2 separate regions of the Homo sapiens genome follow, and region 2 is linked to region 1. A link is an interaction called in ENCODE POLR2A ChIA-PET data of the cell type or tissue named here. Cell type or tissue: PC-9. All regions are shown on one strand. Each heading gives the region's core, and the rest is flanking DNA. Links, peaks and the distances in the headings are about the cores only.

Region 1 (4,382 bases), core at 101-4,100:
CAGCCTCTTGGTTCCCACAATTGGCCACTTGAGCTGCTACTTGCCCTTGGGCTGAACTTGCAGGAAGGCTGTGTAGGTAAGGGGATGGAGTGGCCATGGCCTCAGGCTCCATGTCCGATGGGGAGTGCAGGAGCAACCGGAGCGCCCCCTGCTGTCTTGCCGTGATAAGGCAGCAGGGCCAGAGAGTCCGAGCACTTCCCGACTTTGCCTGCTATGCGTGCATGAAATATTGACTGGGTCAGATCCCCCACCCACCGCCAATGACTCTGTATTTCCACCTGAAGAATGGATGGCCTTTCCCACCCTGTCTTGAAGGAGCTCAAAGCCCAGCAAGTTGGTTCAGGCCCTTCCTGGTACCCTCCACCCCCGCCTGACTTGGTTTCCCTCTCCAGGGTCCAGATTTTGGTTACGTGACTCGGGAACCACGCGACAGGTCTGTGAGTGGCCTGGACTCCTTTGGGAACCTGGAGGTCAGCCCTCCAGTGGTGGCCAATGGGAAAGAGTACCCCCTGGGGAGGATCCTCATTGGGGGCAACCTGCCTGGGTGAGAGAGAGACAGGGAATGGAGTTCCTGGGGTGGAGGCTGAGGGTTGGGGGTGGTGATGATGGTGGAGCAGGGGCCATTGCACTCCTTGAAGAGAGCCAGAAGCAAGGAATGATGAAATTATACTCCCGGATGTGCTGGGGTTGGTGGGTGTTCACCAGACACAGTCCACACTTACCTCGGGGACTCTGAAACCAGAGAGAGCAGAGACCTAAGAGATCATTCAGTCCAACACTTTCATTTTACAAGTGGGCCCAGAGAGGGTAAGTGAGTCACATAGAAAGCAAAGTTATAACTAGACTCAAGTTTTCTGATTCTGAAAATAAATAGATGATACTAGTAACAGTCAATTAATAGTAACAGAAGAAGAGTGGGCATGGTGGTTCATGCCGTAATCCCAGCACTTTGGGAGGCCAAGGCAGGCGGATCATGAGATCAGGAGATCGAGACCATCCTGGCTAACATGGTGAAACTCCGTCTCTACTAAAAAAAAAAAAAAAATTAGCCAGGCGTGGTGGCAGGCGCCTGTAGTCCCAGCTACTCAGGAGGCTGAGGCAGGAGAATGGCATGAACCCAGGAGGTGGAGCTTGCAGTGAGCTGAGATCATGCCACTGCACTCCAGCCTGGGCGACAGAGCGAGACTCCGTCTCAAAAAAAAAAAAAAAAAAAAAAAGTAACAAAGAAAAAGTTTCCATTCCCAACAGTCCTGGGAGAAAATGCATTTAGGTCAAAGCTTGTTCATACTACCATGTAAATGACTAATATAAGATCTTTTCCTGAGAGCAAGAGAAGTGAGGTACAAGACATGCTAAGTGAAATGACAATAACATACAGAGAGAGTAACAAATGATGTGTTGTTCAGTAGTGACACAGGGGTGCTGATGGAAAAGGAATCCTATCATATTGGTTACTTGCTGTGGACTAGACCAAGACATTGAGCTAACCAAATGCAACAAAGCTGTTAGAACAGACTTGGGATCAAATAATGAATGAATCCAGAGTCAAGCTTTGGAAGGGACTACTGCCCTCAAATACATAATCCCATTGAAAGAGGAAGCTGGACCATGCCCTTAGATACATTTTCGTAAAAATTGAACATGGGGGTGAAATCTGTCTCTTGGAGAATAAGAACCTGGTGTGAGGGTGGTTCTGAAGATTTTCCTGGATGGTGGGACCTGGTAGGTCATTGCCCTGGTGTGACTGACCTGTCCTGAGTCTGCCTCATGCAGAACTCACCCTAAGTGGAATTTTAAAATATACGTATCTGGCTGGGTGCAGTGGCTCATCCCTGTAATCCCAGCACTTTGTGAGGCTGAGGCGGGCAGATCACTTGAGGTCAGGAGTTCGAGACCAGCCTGGCCAACATGGTGAAACCCCATCTCTAGTAAAAATACAGAAAAATTAGCCTGGCCTGGTGGTGCACGCCTGTAATCCCAGTTGCTTGGGAGGCTGAGGCAGGAGAATCCCTTGAACCTGGGAGGCGGAAGTTGCAATGAGGCGAGATCACGCCACTGCACTCCAGCCTGAGTGACAGAGTGAGATTCCATCTCAAAAATAAATAAATAAATAAAATGAAATATACATATTTATTACTTTCCTGTTTATAAAAGTAATGCATGTTTTTTTGTTTTTTAAAAATCAGATATTGCAGGAATGCTAAACTCTTGTCATTTTATTTCTGCATGGAGTCTTTTTAGTTAAGCAACTTTTTTTTTAACCTCGTGGGTCCCAGGTCAAGTGGCCGCAGGGTCACCCAGGTGGTGCGGGACTTCCTCCATGCCCAGAAGGTGCAGCCCCCCGTGGAGCTCTTTGTGGACTGGTTGGCCGTGGGCCATGTGGATGAGTTTCTGAGCTTTGTCCCTGCCCCCGATGGGAAGGTAAGAACTTCGTGCATGACGTGTCTTTCCCTGGCATCTGGGGCAAGAACTGAGCTCCAGGGCGCCATGCCAAGGCAGGAGGCTCAGCTGAATCTGTTCTCTGCACGCAGGGCTTCCGGATGCTCCTGGCCAGCCCTGGGGCCTGCTTCAAGCTCTTCCAGGAAAAGCAGAAGTGTGGCCACGGGAGGGCCCTCCTGTTCCAGGGGGTTGTTGGTGGGTAACAGTGCCGTGTCCCTCCTTGCGGCTTGCCTGCCCCTTACCCAAATTAAGACACATCATGGCTTGAGAGGGGGAGGGCAAGTTTTAAAGCAGGGGTGTGTCCCCAAATTCAGGGCTTCTCACTCCTGCCCCTGCACACCTTGCTTCACCAGACACCACTGCCCACAGCTGGGGCCGAGCTGAGGTGGGAAGCGGGGTGATAGAAGGTGGACATGGACTGAGCGGGGACATAGTGGCTTCCCAGGCAGGTGACCAGTGCAGTCACGGCGTGGAGCTTTAATGTTCTGCAGTCACTATCCTGAAATCTCCCTTTTTTTTTTTTCCTTTTTGAGACGGAGTTTCACTCTTGTTGCCCAGGCTGGAGTGCAATGGCGTGATCTCCACTCACCGCAACCTCCGCCTCCCAAGTTCAAGCGATTCTCCTGCCTCAGCCTCCTGAGTAGCTGGGATTACAGGCATGCGCCACCACGCCCGGCTAATTTTGTGTTTTTAGTAGAGACGGGGGTTTCTCCATGTTGGTCAGGCTGGTCTCGAACTCCTGACCTCAGGTGATCAGCCCGCCTCGGCCTCTCAAAGTGCTGGGATTACAGGCGTGAGCCACCACACCTGGCTGCCCTGAAATCTTAATTCTGTTTTGTGAGGTCTGATGGATCAGTGGAGCATCTACGGGGCTTGGAGCCTCTGCTCAGGCACAGTCCTGTCTCCCAGCCTCCCTGCCTCCCTGGCACAGATTCTCTGCTGCCTACTTCTGTGCTCCCTGGAGCCTCAGTGCAAGGCCTCCCCCATCTCTGTCACTGTCCTGAGATGCTGCAGCACTCTGCCCCCAGCAGGAGCCTGGGCATGGGGAGGGCTGGGGTTGGGCACATGTGCCACTCAGCATCTTCATGGCATCAGTCGTCCCTGCCCTGCAAGGGCATTTGGTGGGCAACTTGGGAGGGGTAAGTGTCTCACCCAGGCTTGCTCAGGTACCCAGCACATACCCAGAGGCCACAATACTCTGGAGGTCGCCCATTTGCCTTGGCTTGGGGTGGCAGTCCTGTGGGAATGAGAGATGCCAAACTGGACCTGCCAGCCCCGTTCCAGGGCACAGCATGTGGGTCTCATAGCAGAGGCATGCCCAAGCACAGCCCCCTGGGAGCTAGGCCTCCGCTGTGAGGCCCACAGGGTGGGCCCTGACACCAGCAAGGGACTGTCCAGCCCCATGCAAGTCCCCGGCAAAGCGCAATGTGAAATAGCAAATAAAAACCACCCTGACAAGTCAGGAGAGAGACTCGGGGACAAAGAAACAACTTTATACTGTAGCACTTTTAATGGTACTCTTTTGTCTGCTCTTTAAACAAGGAGCTGGCATTTTCTTTTCTTCTTTTTTGAGACAGGGTCTATCAGCCAGGCTGGAGTGCAGTGACATGATCTCAGCTCACTGCAGCCTCGACCTCCCAGACTTAAGCGAGTCTCCCACCGCAGCCTTGCGAGTAGCTAGGACCACAGGCATGCACCACCACGCCTGGCTAATTTTTTGTATTTTTTGTAGAGATGGAGTCTCACCGTGTTGCCCAGGCTGGTCTTGAACTCCTGAGCTCAAGTGATCTGTCTGTCTTGGCCTCCCAAAGTATGGGATTACAGGTGTGAACTACTGTGTCTGGCCAGGGCCCACTTTTTTTTGTTTTGTTTTTTGTTTTGCACTGGAAGAATTTTGAGAGAGAGAGAGCTGGCTGGACTGGAGTCATCTGGCAAGCTTGCTG
Region 2 (4,382 bases), core at 210-4,209, 75 kb after region 1:
AGAATGAAACTTCAGTTAAACTCAACAACTTGTCCCGAGTCTCGCTTCCTCCTGGCCAAGCTGTGCGCTGAGCAGTGGAGATGCAGAGATGCTGTTGGATTCACAGTGTGTACTCAGCCATGGGGTCGAGTTCATCCTGTTTCAGCAGCGTTGGGGCGAACCAGCCAGCTGCTACCGTGACTTTGCCCTCTTTCTGCTGCTTTCAGTCCTGCCTGGTTCAGTGGCTGTGTCTACTTTGATGCTCCAAGTATAACAAAGGCCAGATTTTCTGATGCCACAAGTCCTGCTGGACAGACAGACGGACACCTCGGCACCATTGTTGTCCCCTTTCCCACAGACAACTTTGGATGAAGGCAGGCAGCACTGGTCCCTCAGCTAAGCACATCTGTGTATTCCAACTCAAATCACTCAGAATGAGGCCAGGTGTGGTGGCTGACACCTGTAATCCCAGCAGTTTGGGAGGCCAAGGAGGATGGATCACCTGAGGTCAGAAGTTCGAGACCAGCCTGGCCAGCATGGCGAAATCCCGTCTCTACTAAAAATACAAAAATTAGCTGGGCATGGTGGTGTGTGCCTGTAATCCTATCTTCTCAAGAGTTTGAGGCAGGAGAATCCCTTGAACCCAGGAGGCAGAGGTTGCAGTGAGCCGAGATTGCACCACTGCACTCCAGCCTGGGTGACAGAGCAAGACTGTATCAAAAAAAAAAAAAAAGAAAGAAAAAGAAAAAACAACAACAAAAAACACCCAAATCACTCAGAATGAAGAGAATTGGAGAAAAAGTCACACTCAGCACCAGGCTTTGGCCCCACCTGCCTCTCCAGCACCATTGTAGGCCACTCTCGCTGTCCCTTACCCAGCCCCACCTCCACTGGCCTCCTTCCTGTTCTTCAAACTTGCCTAACGTTTCCCCACCTCACGGTCTTTGCATATGCCGTTCCCTCTGCTTGCAGTGCTGTTCCCTGTTCACGGGGCTGGCTGCTTCTCAGCCTTCAGGTTTCAGCTTCTATTTCCTACTCAGTGAGGCCTTCCCTGATGCTAAAAGAGGGATCCCTACTCCCACCCCAACTCCTAGCCTTCTCCACTACAGCCCCCTGTTGACTTCTTCAGTGTATTTTGTTAAAATCATGGACTCGTTCATCTACTTTTCGTTGCCTGCGCTGCTGGGCCTGAGGCTGTTATGCCTTACGCTGTCCATCGGGCAGCTGGCACAAAGCTTCACACACAGTGGTTGTTCTTCCTGTAAGCATCGTCAGTAAATTTTCTATCACCACCATCAATGGGAAACCAGCAGCACTTCCTGCAGATAGAAGGCAACTGTGAAGTTAAACAGAATGAAACAAGATCCTGCTACCAAAGCCAGCTCGTTACAAGTGACTGCAGCATCTCTGAGCTCGAGGTCAGCTCTCTGCTGGTTAAAATGAGGGATTAGCAGGTGTCAAGGATGTGTTTGCATCACTGAAACTTGAATTTTTGAGGAACCAGAAAAGACTGGAGGAAAATGAGAAGGGCAACAGCTTTCCAACGTTGTGCCTCAGGCCGCATCACCTGGCATCCATGAGCGTCCCCCACACAGCCCACTCTTGGGGGGCCACTTCTGCAGACTATGGATATGCCTTCATTTGCCTGCAGAAATCCAAGGCTGAAGGCTGTATAACTGACCCCCTCTCACAACAACAGCCAGGGCAGTGATGTGGCTGAATTTACATTCATTCATCAAACACTGTTTGAACACATACTCAGCGGGGCCTTGTTCTAGGCACTTGAGATATGACAGGGAGCAACGCCAAGGTCCCTGACCTCACGGAGGGGACGTTCTGGCCCAGAGAGACAGACAGCAGACAATGAATAGAACAAAGCAGTTATATGGTTCCTTAGAAGGGGATGTCAAGAGCTACAGGTGCCAGGTGTGGTGGCTCATACCTGTAATCCTAGCACTTTGGAAGGCCAAGGTGGGAGAATTGTTTGAACCCAGGAGTTTGAGACCAGACTGGGCAACATAATGAGACCTTGTCCCTACAAAAAAAAAAAAAAAATTGTTTCAATTAACTAGGCATGGTAACACATGCCTGTAGTCCCAACTACTAGAGAGGCTGAGGTGGGAGGATCGCTTGAGCCCAGGAGGTCAAGGCTGCAGCGAGTCATGATTGCACTTCTGCACTCCAGTCTGGGTGACAGATGAGACCTTGTCCCAGAGGAAAAAAAAAAAAAAAAAAAGAGCTACAGGGAAAGACAGAGTAGAGCGGAATGGAGGGGCTCATAGGTGCCAGCGTGGTAGGGAAGGTGGATTAGGTTACATTCTTAAAGCCGAGTCTGGTGGCTCATTCCAGTAATCCCAGCACTTCGGGAGGCCAAGGCTGGTGGATTACTTGAGCCCAGGAGTTCGAGACCAGCCTAGGCACCATAGTCAAACCCTGTCTCTACAAAAAAAAAAAAAATTAAAAATAAAAATAAAAATAAGCCAGGCATGGTGGTGCATGCCTATAGTTCCAGCTACTTAGGAGGCTGAGGTGGCAGGACCCTTGAACCCTGAAGGGTGAGGCTGCAGTGAGCCATGATCACACCACTGCATTCTGGCATGGGCAATAGGAGTAAGACCTGGTCTCAAAAAAAAAAAAAAAAAAAAAAAGATTGCGTTCTTAAATAGGATGGTCAGGGTGGGCTTCACGGAGAAGCTGACCTTGCAGCAGATGCTTGAGGGAGGTGAGCGAGTTGGCCATGTGAGTGGGTGTCTGGGTGAAGAGTGTTGTAGGCAGTGAAACAGCCAGTGCAAAGGCCCTGGGGCAGGAGCATGCCTTGAGTGTTCCAGAACAGCAAGAGGGCCTGGAGGGGTAGAGCAGAGCAACCAGGAGGAGAGGCAGTCAGAGAGGAGATAGGAGGTGGTAGAAAAGGCAGTCAGGGAGCTGATGGGAGGCAGTAGGAGAGGCGGTCAGGGAGGTGATGGGAGGTGGGAGGAGAGGCGGCCAGGGAGGTGATGGGAGGAGAGGCAGTCAGGGAGGTGATGGGAGGAGAGGCGGCCAGGGAGGTGATGGGAGGAGAGGCAGTCAGGGAGGTGATGGGAGGTGGGAAGAGAGGCAGTCAGGGAGGTGATGGGAGGTGGTAGGAGAGACTGTGGTCAGAGAGGTGATGGGAGGCAGTAGGAGAGGCAATCAGGGAGGTGATGAGAGGTGGTAGGAGAGGCGGTCAGGGAGGAGATGGGAGGTGGTAAGAGGGGTGGTCAGGGAAGAGATGGGAGGTGGTAGCAGAGGTGGTCAAGGAGGTGATGGGAGGAGATGGGGGGCAGTAGAAGAGGCTGTGGTCAGAGGTGATGGGGAAGGGACGGGATGACCGGATGGGGTTGGGCTTGTTGGCTACTGTTAAGGCTGCTTGTTTAGAAACTGAGAATCATCACAGGGTCTTAAACAGAGGAGGATTATGATCTGGTTTGTTAGAAAAGGGAACAAGCCCTGCTATGTGTTGTTGAGTAAAGAGAACAGAGGCAAGGGGCAAGGGAGTGGGCAGGTGAGGGATGCTGGGAGTGCAGGCAGGGTGTGGCCAGAGGAGGTGAGAAGCCATGAGATTCCGGCTATGTCTGGAAGGCAGAGCCAGCAGGGCATTCTGACCCCCGCTATGAGAGAGGCAAGCCAAAGCTGACAGCAAGGCTGTGACCTCTGTGGGTGGCAGGCACCATCCCCTGGGAGGGGAGGACTGTGGGAGGAGGAACAGATTGATGGAGAATGAGGGGGTGGGAAGAGGGGACCCAAAGTTCTGTTTAGGGCAAGTGGGAGACAATTGGTCAACATCCAAATGGGAAGTCAAGTGAGCGTGGATACACATGTGATGTTTGGGAGGGAAGGGATGCCCAGAGATGCGAACATGAGGGTTGTCGGCTCGGGAACGGAATTCCATGAGACTTGGCAGGACGACTGAAGGGGCAAGTGAGGTTGGAGGTGAACCAGGATCCCCCGGTGTCCTGAAAGCCAAGTGCAGAAAGTGTGCGGAGAACACAGGTGTGACCGCCTGATTCAGGGGCTTCTGAGGGGAAGGCGAGGCCCGCGCATTGCACTTGGGATATGGCCATGTGTTCATGGAGACCTGGACAAGGAAAGCTTTGATGGGCGGGAGAAGCGGGTTGGTCTGGGTTTTAGAGAGAAGTGGAGAGAGGAACTGGAAGTGTGATTGTTAAATCTGTGGAATCAGGCCAGGCGCAGTAGCTCACACCTATAATCCCAACACTCTAGGAGCCGAGGCAGGAAGATTGAGCCCAGGAGTTTGAGACCAGCCTGGGCAACATAGTGAGACCCCATCTCTACAGGAAAGAACAACTTTAAAAATTAGCCAGGTTGTGATAGCATGCACCTGTGGTCCCAGCTACTCGGGCGGCTGAGACGGGACCGTGATCCTT

What was found. Peaks named below come from ENCODE experiments on the same cell type or tissue, not always from the same donor. Only the 100,000 strongest peaks of a DNase experiment are listed, where the experiment ranks them.
Region 2: POLR2A ChIA-PET joins it to region 1 with 9 read pairs; 2 of 35 experiments call an interaction of 5 or more read pairs at or near these places.

What each region holds. Positions count from the first base shown.
Region 1 is chr1:17,274,243-17,278,624 of GRCh38, forward strand. PADI3 (peptidyl arginine deiminase 3) reads left to right here. Exons shown (of 16, transcript NM_016233.2): 11 at 393-544; 12 at 2,277-2,421; 13 at 2,532-2,634. MIR3972 (microRNA 3972) reads left to right here and starts at 3,647; the gene lies at 3,647-3,733. RefSeq lists an enhancer at 1-256. In PC-9, for the core only: CTCF peaks have their summits at 178 (motif pointing left), 2,748 and 2,948; a DNase peak (open chromatin) is centred at 2,439; H3K27ac peaks cover 301 bases.
Region 2 is chr1:17,349,006-17,353,387 of GRCh38, forward strand. All of the region lies in intron 10 of PADI4 (peptidyl arginine deiminase 4), which reads left to right. Among named protein-coding and RNA genes, the nearest start is that of PADI6, 21 kb to the right of the region's middle. In PC-9, for the core only: no CTCF peak of the experiment used is centred there; no DNase peak of the experiment used is centred there; H3K27ac peaks cover 217 bases.